2 separate regions of the Homo sapiens genome follow, and region 1 is linked to region 2. A link is an interaction called in ENCODE POLR2A ChIA-PET data of the cell type or tissue named here. Cell type or tissue: OCI-LY7. All regions are shown on one strand.

What was found. Peaks named below come from ENCODE experiments on the same cell type or tissue, not always from the same donor. Only the 100,000 strongest peaks of a DNase experiment are listed, where the experiment ranks them.
Region 1: POLR2A ChIA-PET joins it to region 2 with 5 read pairs; 5 of 35 experiments call an interaction of 5 or more read pairs at or near these places.

The regions. Positions count from the first base shown.
Region 1 is chr5:1,319,034-1,324,033 of GRCh38, reverse strand. It overlaps CLPTM1L (CLPTM1 like), which reads left to right. Exons shown (of 17, transcript NM_030782.5): 12 at 165-247; 13 at 1,123-1,157; 14 at 2,215-2,270; 15 at 2,355-2,399; 16 at 3,303-3,418. Among named protein-coding and RNA genes, the nearest start is that of MIR4457, 12 kb to the right of the region's middle. RefSeq lists a cis regulatory region at 4,013 and an enhancer at 3,941-4,085. In OCI-LY7, no CTCF peak of the experiment used is centred here; no DNase peak of the experiment used is centred here; H3K27ac peaks cover 437 bases.
Region 2 is chr5:1,482,938-1,487,937 of GRCh38, reverse strand. LPCAT1 (lysophosphatidylcholine acyltransferase 1) reads left to right here. Exons shown (of 14, transcript NM_024830.5): 6 at 4,452-4,510. Among named protein-coding and RNA genes, the nearest start is that of MIR6075, 25 kb to the left of the region's middle. In OCI-LY7, no CTCF peak of the experiment used is centred here; a DNase peak (open chromatin) is centred at 2,767; H3K4me3 peaks cover 419 bases; H3K27ac peaks cover 1,164 bases.

The DNA.
Region 1 (5,000 bases), 160 kb after region 2:
GATGCCCTGCCTGTGCCCCTCACGCCGCCCCCTGCAGAGCAGCCCTGCCACCCTGAGCGCTGTAGCTCGTTCTGTCTGTCCCTGTCGGGGTGAGCTCCATGCAGTGTGTTTACAGAGGCTTGGCGTTTGGGCCTCTAACTGGAAGCCATCTTTGTTCCCTGCAGGCCATGAAGTACTTGTCATACCTGCTGTACCCTCTCTGTGTCGGGGGTGCTGTCTATTCACTCCTGAATATCAAATATAAGAGGTAGGAGGCCGCACACGCTTCCCCTGCTGCGTCTTTCCCCTGAGAAAGCCATTTGGATGACTGAGCCAGAGCGGGGTGCGACTGGAGGGCAAACTCGGGGCCGGGGCACTTGGGCCAGCGCCTGGGAGGGGTCCTGCCCCTGCAGCTGCACACGGTGGGCTCTGGGCCTCAGTGTCCCCCTGGTAAGGTGTAGCTGAGAGGACTGACTCCAGCCACCAGGCTTCATGGGAGGCTTGGGCCTGAGCTGAGAGGGGTCCTGGAGCCCCTGGCCTCTGCTGCCCGTGTGGGGTGCTGGCCCTGAGCTGAGAGGGTTCCCGGAGCCCCCGGCCTCTGCTGCCTGGGTGGGGTGTTGGCCCTGAGCCGAGAGGGGTCCTGGAGCCTCCAGCCTCTGCTGCCCGGGTGGGGTGCTGGCCCTGAGCCAAGAGGGATCCCGGAGCCCCCAGCCTCTGTTGCCCAGGTGGGCTGCTGGCCCTGAGCCAAGAGGGATCCCGGAGCCTCCAGCCTCTGCTGCCCAGGTGGGGTGCTGGCCCTGAGCTGAGGGGTTCCTGGAGTGCCCGGCCTCTGCTGCCCGGGCAGGGTGCTGGCCCTGAGCTGAGAGGGGTCCTGGAGCCCCTGGCCTCTGCTGCCCAGGTGGGGTGCTGGCCCTGAGCTGAGGGGTTCCTGGAGTGCCCGGCCTCTGCTGCCCGGCCGGGGGTGCTCAGCGCTATCTCCAGCTTGAGAACCAGGCTCAGCACTGCTGCTCTTGGCTGCCGAGCTGCCGTGAGAGCATCTGGGTATTTTCAGAGGATTTTTAATGAAAGAATTATTTTTCATCAATTTAATACAGATATTAAGCTATGCGAGAAATAGGACTTCTCCTTTTTTTTCCGTTTCAGCTGGTACTCCTGGTTAATCAACAGCTTCGTCAACGGTGAGTCCATGTGCTTCCCTGCTTCAGTACTAGTGTTTCCAGCAGGCAGCGATTTAATTGTTCTTGCATTGAAACCCAGTGTGGCAAGCCCCCCTGTGATTTGAGGCTAATCCCTCCCCACCCTGTTCTGGCACATGTGCGGTGCCCAGGGCTCCCCCCAGGCTGTGAGCAGATAAAGCCCTGCGTGGCTTCACAACAGTGACTGGTTCTGAGAAACAGGTCCTTGTACAAGCGACAGGGAGTGCTCACACCAGATGTGGCAGCCCCTCCACGCCAGGCTGTGTGGTGCAGCCGCCTGGTATATGTGTCCATCGCTGATGAAAACAGCATTGTGTGGTGCATGACTGTTGTCTGTTTTCTTCATGGAAACAAGGAAACCTAAGCATTAAAACAACACCATCCACGTCTGGTTCCTTAGAGCAAATGGAAGCACCAGGCTCTGGTGCACGGCGCGCCCCCTCCTGCAGATGCAGTGTGGGGACCCTGCAGGGCCCTGTGCTCGGGGCCACATGTCCTGGGAGGCCCGCCTGCCCCAGGTGGCACCTTCAGCTGCATGGGCTGCTGTGTCCATCCCCCAGCCCCACCAGACCAGCCCTGATCGCAGCTTTGTGGTCTCTTTGGGAAGTGGTCCCGTGAGCATTAAGGGCGAGGGCCTGTCTGGTGCAGAGCAGGTGGGTCCCGCACTGCCGTCCTCCCTGGTAGGAGTCCCACACCTGACCCCTGGGGCAGGACCTTGTGGGTCAGGAGGCCGTGTCCTCATAGCCCCAGGGTGCTCCAGTGCTCTCACTGACTTGACCCCGTGGGCAGCAGTTACACTGATTAATAAATAGAAGAGCTTTGCTCTCCAAAGTTGTCGTAGACTCTTGATAAACTTACCAGCCAGAAAGCTGCTTCACACCATGATGGACTCTGAAGTTGTCTGGATAGCAGACCTTGTTTTCTGCCCACTATGCATAGACGTGGCAGCTCGGCCCTCCACACCTCGTGAGTGCCGTCTGTGCGTAGATGTGGCAGCCCGGCCCTCCGCACCTCGTGAGTGCTGTCTGTCTTTCTGCAGGGGTCTATGCCTTTGGTTTCCTCTTCATGCTGCCCCAGCTCTTTGTGAACTACAAGGTAAGGCGGTGTGTGCTGCCCGCGGCCCGGCCCCCGTCTCCTGTGCTGCCCACAGCTGACCTGGGCCTGTCTCTCCTGTTTCAGTTGAAGTCAGTGGCACATCTGCCCTGGAAGGCCTTCACCTACAAGGTGAGTGTGACAGCCGGTGAGGAATCCCTTCTCACTGAGCAGAGCGTGAGCAAGGGCGTCTTCCAGCCAACAGCATTACTGGGGCCATCTCTGCCCAGAGTGCATCTGCACCTGTCCCTTTCATTGAAGAATATTGAGGAGGCTCCTTTAAAAAAAAAAGCGAAGAGCTATAGAGTAACTTCAGACCCTGAAAGACTGGGGTGGTTCTCTCACTTGTCACAGATTTGGTTTTCTTTTTCTTTTTTAGTGTTTATGTTTCTTCTTAGCACATGTGTCAAGACACAGACCCCCTGTGGCTCAGTAACCGGTGCCTGGGGACAACGGATTCAGGCCTCCCAGGCAGGAATGGAAGCCCCCATGGGCCGTGGCCATTCCCCGCTGGCAGAGCTGTGGAGGCCCCCTTGGCTCCGTGTGGGATTAGAAGTGCCTCGGCATTGCAGGCGGAGCTGAGTTAATGGGACATGATTTGCACTTTTCTGAAGTCAATTACAAGCTCCCAGAGGAAAGGGCAATGCTCAGGTGGCTCTGCCCTTGGCTCTCCCCTTGGCTGTGGTCTCGGGCGGCTCTAACCTTGGCTCTGGTCTCAGGTGGCTCTGCCCTTGGCTCTGTCTCGGGCGGCTCCAGCCTTGGCTCTGGTTTCAGGCCATTCTCTTTGGGTTCCCCGATGTGGGAGCCTGGGCAAGACCCGCAGTGTGTCGGGTGCCAGCAGCTGTGGGGAGCCCATGAGGGAACAGAGCTCCGTATCTCCACTTGCCGGCTTTCTGCTCTTTTTGTTGTTGCTGTGAGGAGTTCCAGTTAGTTCCAAGCATCTGCCAAAAGCCGTTGGCTTGGTTAGGTTACCAAAAACAGTAGGATTCCAGCCCCAGCAACTGGGGTTCACCCTCCTCCCGTCTGGCCCTGCAGGCTTTCAACACCTTCATTGATGACGTCTTTGCCTTCATCATCACCATGCCCACGTCTCACCGGCTGGCCTGCTTCCGGGACGACGTGGTGTTTCTGGTCTACCTGTACCAGCGGTGGTGAGTGCGGCTGCGTATGCTCGGCCGTTGCTCCGTCTCAGCGGCGTGGCTGCTGCTGAACGGAATGACGGCTTTCACCGCACCCTGCGCCTGTTTATCCATTTGAGGGAAAAGATAATTTGCAGGTGGTGGTTTTTCCTGTCTTGCCTAAACTTGGGTTCCAGTTGCCCATGATATGTCCTGGCAAGAAACTGTTCCAGCTCTGTCTCCTCACTGTGCTTTAGAAATGCTCGTTTCTATGTGAATTATTGATGAGCCACTGAAAGCAAATGTCTCTCCTTAAGCGATTTATTTACCTATTCACAGTCATTGCTATTGAGCAGAACAGAGACCGTAGCATGGCTAATCCATACTTGGCGCTAGCCTCGAAGTGTCCAGCCAGCAGTGTGGACCTGCAGGGCACAATGTCACTGGGGAGCTCACTCACCTCAGCATTGGCCGCACCCCTTAAACCAGCCACCAGGGCCTCTGAAGACTGCATTGCGTGGACCTCTCAGCTTGGCCTTCAGGTTGAAGGCTGACGGCTGAGGAAAAGGCTTTGTGGAATTTTCTAAAGGCAGAGGTTCAGGCCCCACCCCGGGCCTCGGAATTTTCCAAATGCAGAGGCTCAGGCCCCACCCTGGGCCTCCCGCTTCCCTCCAGGGCTGACATCTGCCCTCTCAGTCAGCAAAACCTCCCTCCAGCTCTGCTGTGCCAGGGTAGGAGCCAGGGATCTGGGGCTCCCCTCGGGAGGGTTGCATCTGGACCACTGCAAGCACTGCCCTCACCTCCAGTGCCGGCCCCAGGGCCTTGTCCAGGGGTCGAAGGAGTGTGTGTCACCCCCAAGACCTGCTGCCAAGTGTCTCAGAGCCTCCTGGCTGTGTCCTTTCTCTGGCCCTCAAGGTCCCTTTTCCCATCTCCCTCCCCCGACCAGGAGGCCACCTCACACACCACGGCTGTGACACTTCCCTGTGCCCTTCCCTCAGGGCCTGGGGCCATCCTACTAGTGCAGGAGAGGGATCCTCTTCCCCCAGGCCGTCCTGGCGGGTCCTGCCTAGGTCCGGGGTGCCGGCCCTTGGGGAGCGCAGTGCTCCCGTCCCCGCCCTGTCTCCACACTCAACCTCGCCAGGTGTTCAGAGCCTCTGTCCCAGCCAGCATGAGGCTGGCATGGTTCTGCCTGGTTTAACTCTTTGTTCGGGTGCAGTTGGCACATCCACACAGTGGCTCATGGCCGCCCTTGCCCAGCTCTCCAGGCCTGGCCGCCGGCTGCCCCCCCCCACCCTGTTGCTGTCTCGTGCAGCCCCTGCACGGGAGCTCCAGCTTGTGTCAGCGGGAAGGGCTATTTCACCATAAGCAACACTCACACTCACACGGGGCTTGGTTCCTGTCCCCCGTTCACCATTCTCAGATCCCCCAGCTGGCCGCCTGCCCCCTGCAGAGCCTGAGGTTGTCCAAGCCACGGAGCCCCGGACGCTGCTGCGCCTGGTGTGGTTGTCTCAACTGTGAGCCCTTCAAGTGGCTCCCAAGTCCTCGCAGGTGGCCCGGGGCGTGCCTGAAACTGTGCTGTACTCAGGCTCTGTGTTAATGGCTCCAGACCTGCAAA
Region 2 (5,000 bases):
GGGGACTCAAATGCGTGTGAACTTGGGTCTCTCCCGCGGCGGTTACCTGGGTCTAGTATTGTGTCTGCACCCCTGACGTGGGAAGTGTGGCAGTGAGCAGGCAGCAGAGTCCACTGTTCTTTTTGCGCTGAGTCTGTTTGGAATTCTGCACACCCTTGGGCGTGTCAGAGGGTCCACCTGGATCCTGTCGTCTCCCTTGGGCTACTTTAGAAAGTAGTGGCTTTCATCAACTGTGTCCATACTGGGGCATGCAGACCTGTTCTCTGTGGTTGGATCAGAGTCACGTGGAAAAGCCAGTTCCTCGCTCACACTGGCACCGGCTGCCGTGCCTCTGGGGCCGCACAACCTGAGTGTCTGGACATTTATGGGAGCTGGGTCGAGAAAGTGTGCAGTCACTCACCTACGTGTGCCGCCGGGGTTTCCGAGCCTGTGGCCATCCTCCTCCAGCTCAGATGCGCGTGCTTTCACCCTCCACCCTCCTTGGTGCAGCAGGCAGATGGCAGGTTTTGCTTCCAGAGGCTTCAAGGTGCAGCTCACTGGAAGGTACTGGGTCTTCCCGTTCCATTGTCTTCACCACGCGTGGTTCTGAGTCATTCTGATCAGAACCAGAGATGCAGAGGGTGGAGGCGGCACGCGGTGACCACGAATCCGTGTGCCCCCACCACACTGGGTCCGTGCCTGGGCGTGGCCTGTGGGCAACCTTGGTGAAGGCCAAAAGTGGGCCGTGTTTCCAAGGCCCCAGGCAGAAGACAGCTGGCAAGTACGTCAGGTCTTGTTCCTTGACAAGGTGTGGGGCTGGGGTCACTGCTGGGCCCTGTCTTCAAGGGCAGGTGTTCCTCGGGAGTGGAGCCTCGTGCCTGCAGGGAGGCCCCTGGGGAGGGCCATCGCCTTGCCCTTTGGAGCTGGCGGCCCTTGTGTAGACGTGAGGAGGGCGTGTGAGCACCTCTCAACGCATATCACGAAACTGAGGGGACTCATGGCGGTGCCCAGTAGGAGCTCACTGTGTGCAGTCCAGGAAGGGCGCTCGCTGTGCCCCAGGTGGGTTCCACGGGGTCTGGGGAGATGACACGGTGGCTTGATCCTTTCCCCGTCTCCATTTCCAGTGGGTCCAGCCATGAGTTCTGCGTGTCACCTGCAGGCCCGGGTTTCCGGCTGCCTCGAGTCACGTGTTCGGAATCTCTCAGGCCCTCATGCGTCTTAGCTGGGTACTTCTTAGTGAGGTTTGGAGCCTCCTGTTTGGAGGTGAAATTGGTGTGTGGTGCGTGATCCTGACGCCTCGTGGTGGAGCCCTCCAGAGCCGTGAGCGTCTCCCGCCTTGAGCCTGACAACAGAGGCACCCACAACCTGCCTGCTGCCTTGGGCTCCAGCTGCCCCAGCTCCATGGCGGCCCACCCACTCAGACCCTCCCTCCACCTTTCATCACATCGCCTGATGTTGGGGTCACGTTGCTGGGGTCACCCGTTTGGGCACCACTGCTGACTCCCCGCCTTCATCCCCGGAGACCTTCCCGCATTGGGCCCAGCCTCCAGCCTCAGGCTCCTGGAGCCTCCAGCAGGGTCCTCCTGGGCCCAGGTGCCTTCTTTCTCCTGAGTGTCTCTTGTCTGTGCTGCACTGTCCACCTGAGTCCCCCTGTTCTGACCCAGGCCAGGGGTGCCGCCTCTGAGGTGGGGGTGATAGAGCTCAGCAGAGCCCTGTGGGGTCTGCTGGATGTGGTGGGTTCCAGCAGGGCTGGGACCCTCAGGGCTCTGCAGGGATTGAGTTGCTCCTGAAACAGGCCCATGTGGGGCCTTCCTCTCCAGTGCCCACACTCACCCTCCTTGTCAGAGGGCACTAGAGCAGGATCGGCTGACTGGGTACCTGGAGACCCCTCCTGGAAGGTCCTGGGCCCACGCCCTCCACATGCCCACACCCCACCTGCCTGCCAGCTCCAAGCTCTCAGAGCAGAACGAAGACAGTGAGAAGGCCCTAGGATGCTGCGTGGGCCCAGCGATGGCACTGACAGCCCGAGGATGCAGAGGCGGGCCTACCAAATGTGGCTGTTGGAAGTGGACGCAGCTCTCACTGGGCCACAGTGGCCTCCCTGCACGGGCTGTGAACAGACATGGATGTGGCTGTCCCTGGCCTCCCTGCACGGGCTGTGAGCAGACATGGATGTGGCTCTCCCCGGCCTCCCTGCACGGGCTGTGAGCAAACATGGATGTGGCTGTCCCTGGGCCGCAGCGGCCTCCCTGCACAGGCTGTGAGCAGATGTGGACACGGCTCTCCCTGGGCCATGGTGGACTGTTTCTTCCTGTGGGGTGGGCTGTGGGGGATGGTCAGGGTGAATAAGGGGTGATGGCCTTCTGGGGGCCTCAGGGGTCCCTGTTGAGCCATCTTCCAGCCTCATTGTTGCAACTAGTGACGTTAGACCCATGCCCAGCACAAGCTATGTGTGAATATGGAGGTTTCTGTGCAGTTTAGAAGCCCGTACCTCCTCCCCTCTGCCTTGTTCCTGCATTCAGAAGCCCTGGGCTCTGACTGCCTCATCTTGGTTTCTCCCAGCCTGGCCCTTGTGCAGCCTGCCTTGGGTGCACAGTGCTGGCGGGGTCTGGGTGCTGCTGACCCTCAGGGGCCCCTGGGAGACTAGGGAGGCCAGAGACCCCTGCAGACTTTCCCACCGGGGTTTCCATGAAGTCACTGACCTTTCAGGCTCATGGGGGGTTTCTGTGCTCTTGGGGACTTTCCTGAGAGGTCCCCAGGGTGTTGAGGTTTCCTTTGATTCTTACTGAGTTTCAGTGATGTCCCCTTGACACATGGTCGGGATGGTCGGCTGAGCTGTAGCAGCAGAGCCATTATCACCCACAGCAGGTCTCGGCACTCCACGCGAGCTCCTGGGCTCGGTCCCAGGCAATGAGGACTATTTCCTCCACACTGCGTGTCTCAGGGGCTGGGACTCGGCTGCCGGGCGTTGGAGCTGGGGCTTGAGCCTGGGTCTGTGCCAGCCCTGCCGTCCTCCGCCTCCCCTGACACAGCCACCCGTCCACCTGGGCACACAGAAGTGCTGGGTGAACTGCATGAGCTTGCTCCCAGGTGCTGCTGAGCCCACAGCAGGAAGGGGGCAACCCAGCCCTGGACACAGGGGAAGCTGCGGCACACGGGCCCAGGGACTTGGGGTGCCAGCTGGACACCAAGGCTGCAGGTGGATGTCCTGCATGAGACGAAAGCTGAGTGGGTTGGGCGGTCAGCTCGAGGTTTCAGCCCTGACACGGGCCTCTGGCCTCAGGCCACCGTGAAGGGAGAATTGGCCCTAGGGACAGATGCTCCTGGCAGCCCTAGGGGCAAGCATGGGCTCCATTCTCCCAGAATTGTGCAGAATCCCGCAGCCAGGACCAACCGCAAATTCCTGACCACATAGTGGCACTCGCTGGCAGCCTGGGAGGAACGCGCTGCCTGGGGATTCACTCGCCTGGCCTCAGGTCGCCAGGCAGGGGAGCCCTTCTCAGACCGCCTGTCCTGTTCTAAAACTTGAGTACTTCTGATGCCTGAGTTTTCCAGTTAAAAAAAAACTCTTTCAATAGAGATTTAAATAGAATTTAAAATAGAAACAATCATCCACAGAGTCCATGGTGCCTTGCTCCAGCCCGCAAGGGCACAACTCCGGCCAGTGAGAAGGCGGAGCGGCTGCTGGGTACAGCCACAATTCCAGTGGGAACGGGGAAGTTCCTGAGCCTCTGCGGCCTGTGGCTCTAGCTGGGCCTCGCTGGGGCTCCTCCTGATTCCTTGGGAGCCCATCAGGTGGCAGCCACTCAGAGAGAGAGGCAGATCCCGGGCAAGTCCTGCTGCAGCTGTGACCAAATCCGCCCGTCCTTGGAGCTGAGCCCCAGGGGCAGGTGAGGGCGGCGGGTGGGGCCCCGAGGCAGGTGTATGTGCTTGGTGAGGGCAGACCCTAACCCCGTCAGGTGGGTGAGCATTGGCCGGTGATGAGGACCCCCACTTCCCACCAACGCCTTCCAGCTGGTGCGCGATGTTACAGCAGAAAGTGTCCCTCCACGGATGTCTTCCAGCTCGTGCGCAATGTTATAATAGCAAGTGTCCCTCCACAGACGCCTTCCAGCTGGTGCGCGATGTTACAGCAGAAAGTGTCCCTCCACGGATGTCTTCCAGCTCGTGCGCAATGTTATAATAGCAAGTGTCCCTCCACAGACGCCTTCCAGCTCGTGCGCGATGTTAAAACAGAAAGTGTTCCTTGGCCGGGGAGCGCCCCTGGCCGATGTTCCTGCCCATCCGTGCTGTGGCGCTGGGTGTTTACGGTCAGGACAGATGTTGAGATAGTCCAGGCATGGAGTGCCCTTGCTGACCAGGAAGGCCTAGACAGAAAAGCTCACTTTTATCCCAAGGGCAGCATGAGAAACGCAGCAGACGCTGTCCTGCGTGGGCTGCCATGGGCAACACCGCTGTTCCTTTCTCGGCAGGTGCATTCATCCCTGGAGCGCCCGTCCAGCCTGTGGTTTTACGATATCCAAATAAACTGGTGAGTTGTGTTTTTTTGGGGTCAGCTTCCAGGGGAATTCTCCGGGAAACGGGAACTGCGAGCTGCCTCTGTGCACCTGTGTCTCTGTCTCTCCACACCCTTTATCTGCGCCACAGCCCACACTTGGCCATGCTGAGTCCATCCGGCCTCAGCGCTGGAGAGGGCAGGACAGGCCCGGGCCCTGGGCTCGGCACGTTCCTGAGTGCGGCCTGTTCTATGCACGTGTCCCTGATCAACCCCATGATTCCACAGTGGTCCCCAGTGTTCCAGAGCCCTGCTTCCATAGCTCCTGACAAAGCTGCCCTTTCCTCTGTGTGCCAAACCTGACATTTTGGAGAGGGAACCCCTCCACCCCACATCACCGGCCAGGGCCCCCAGCAGCTTTCAGTACCCAGTTCATGCTCCAGGAAGTTTAAAAATTAAGAACATTTAAGTTCTGGAAGGCGGAGGCAGCTGGAGAGAAAGGAGGTGACTTTGTCATTTCTGTGGT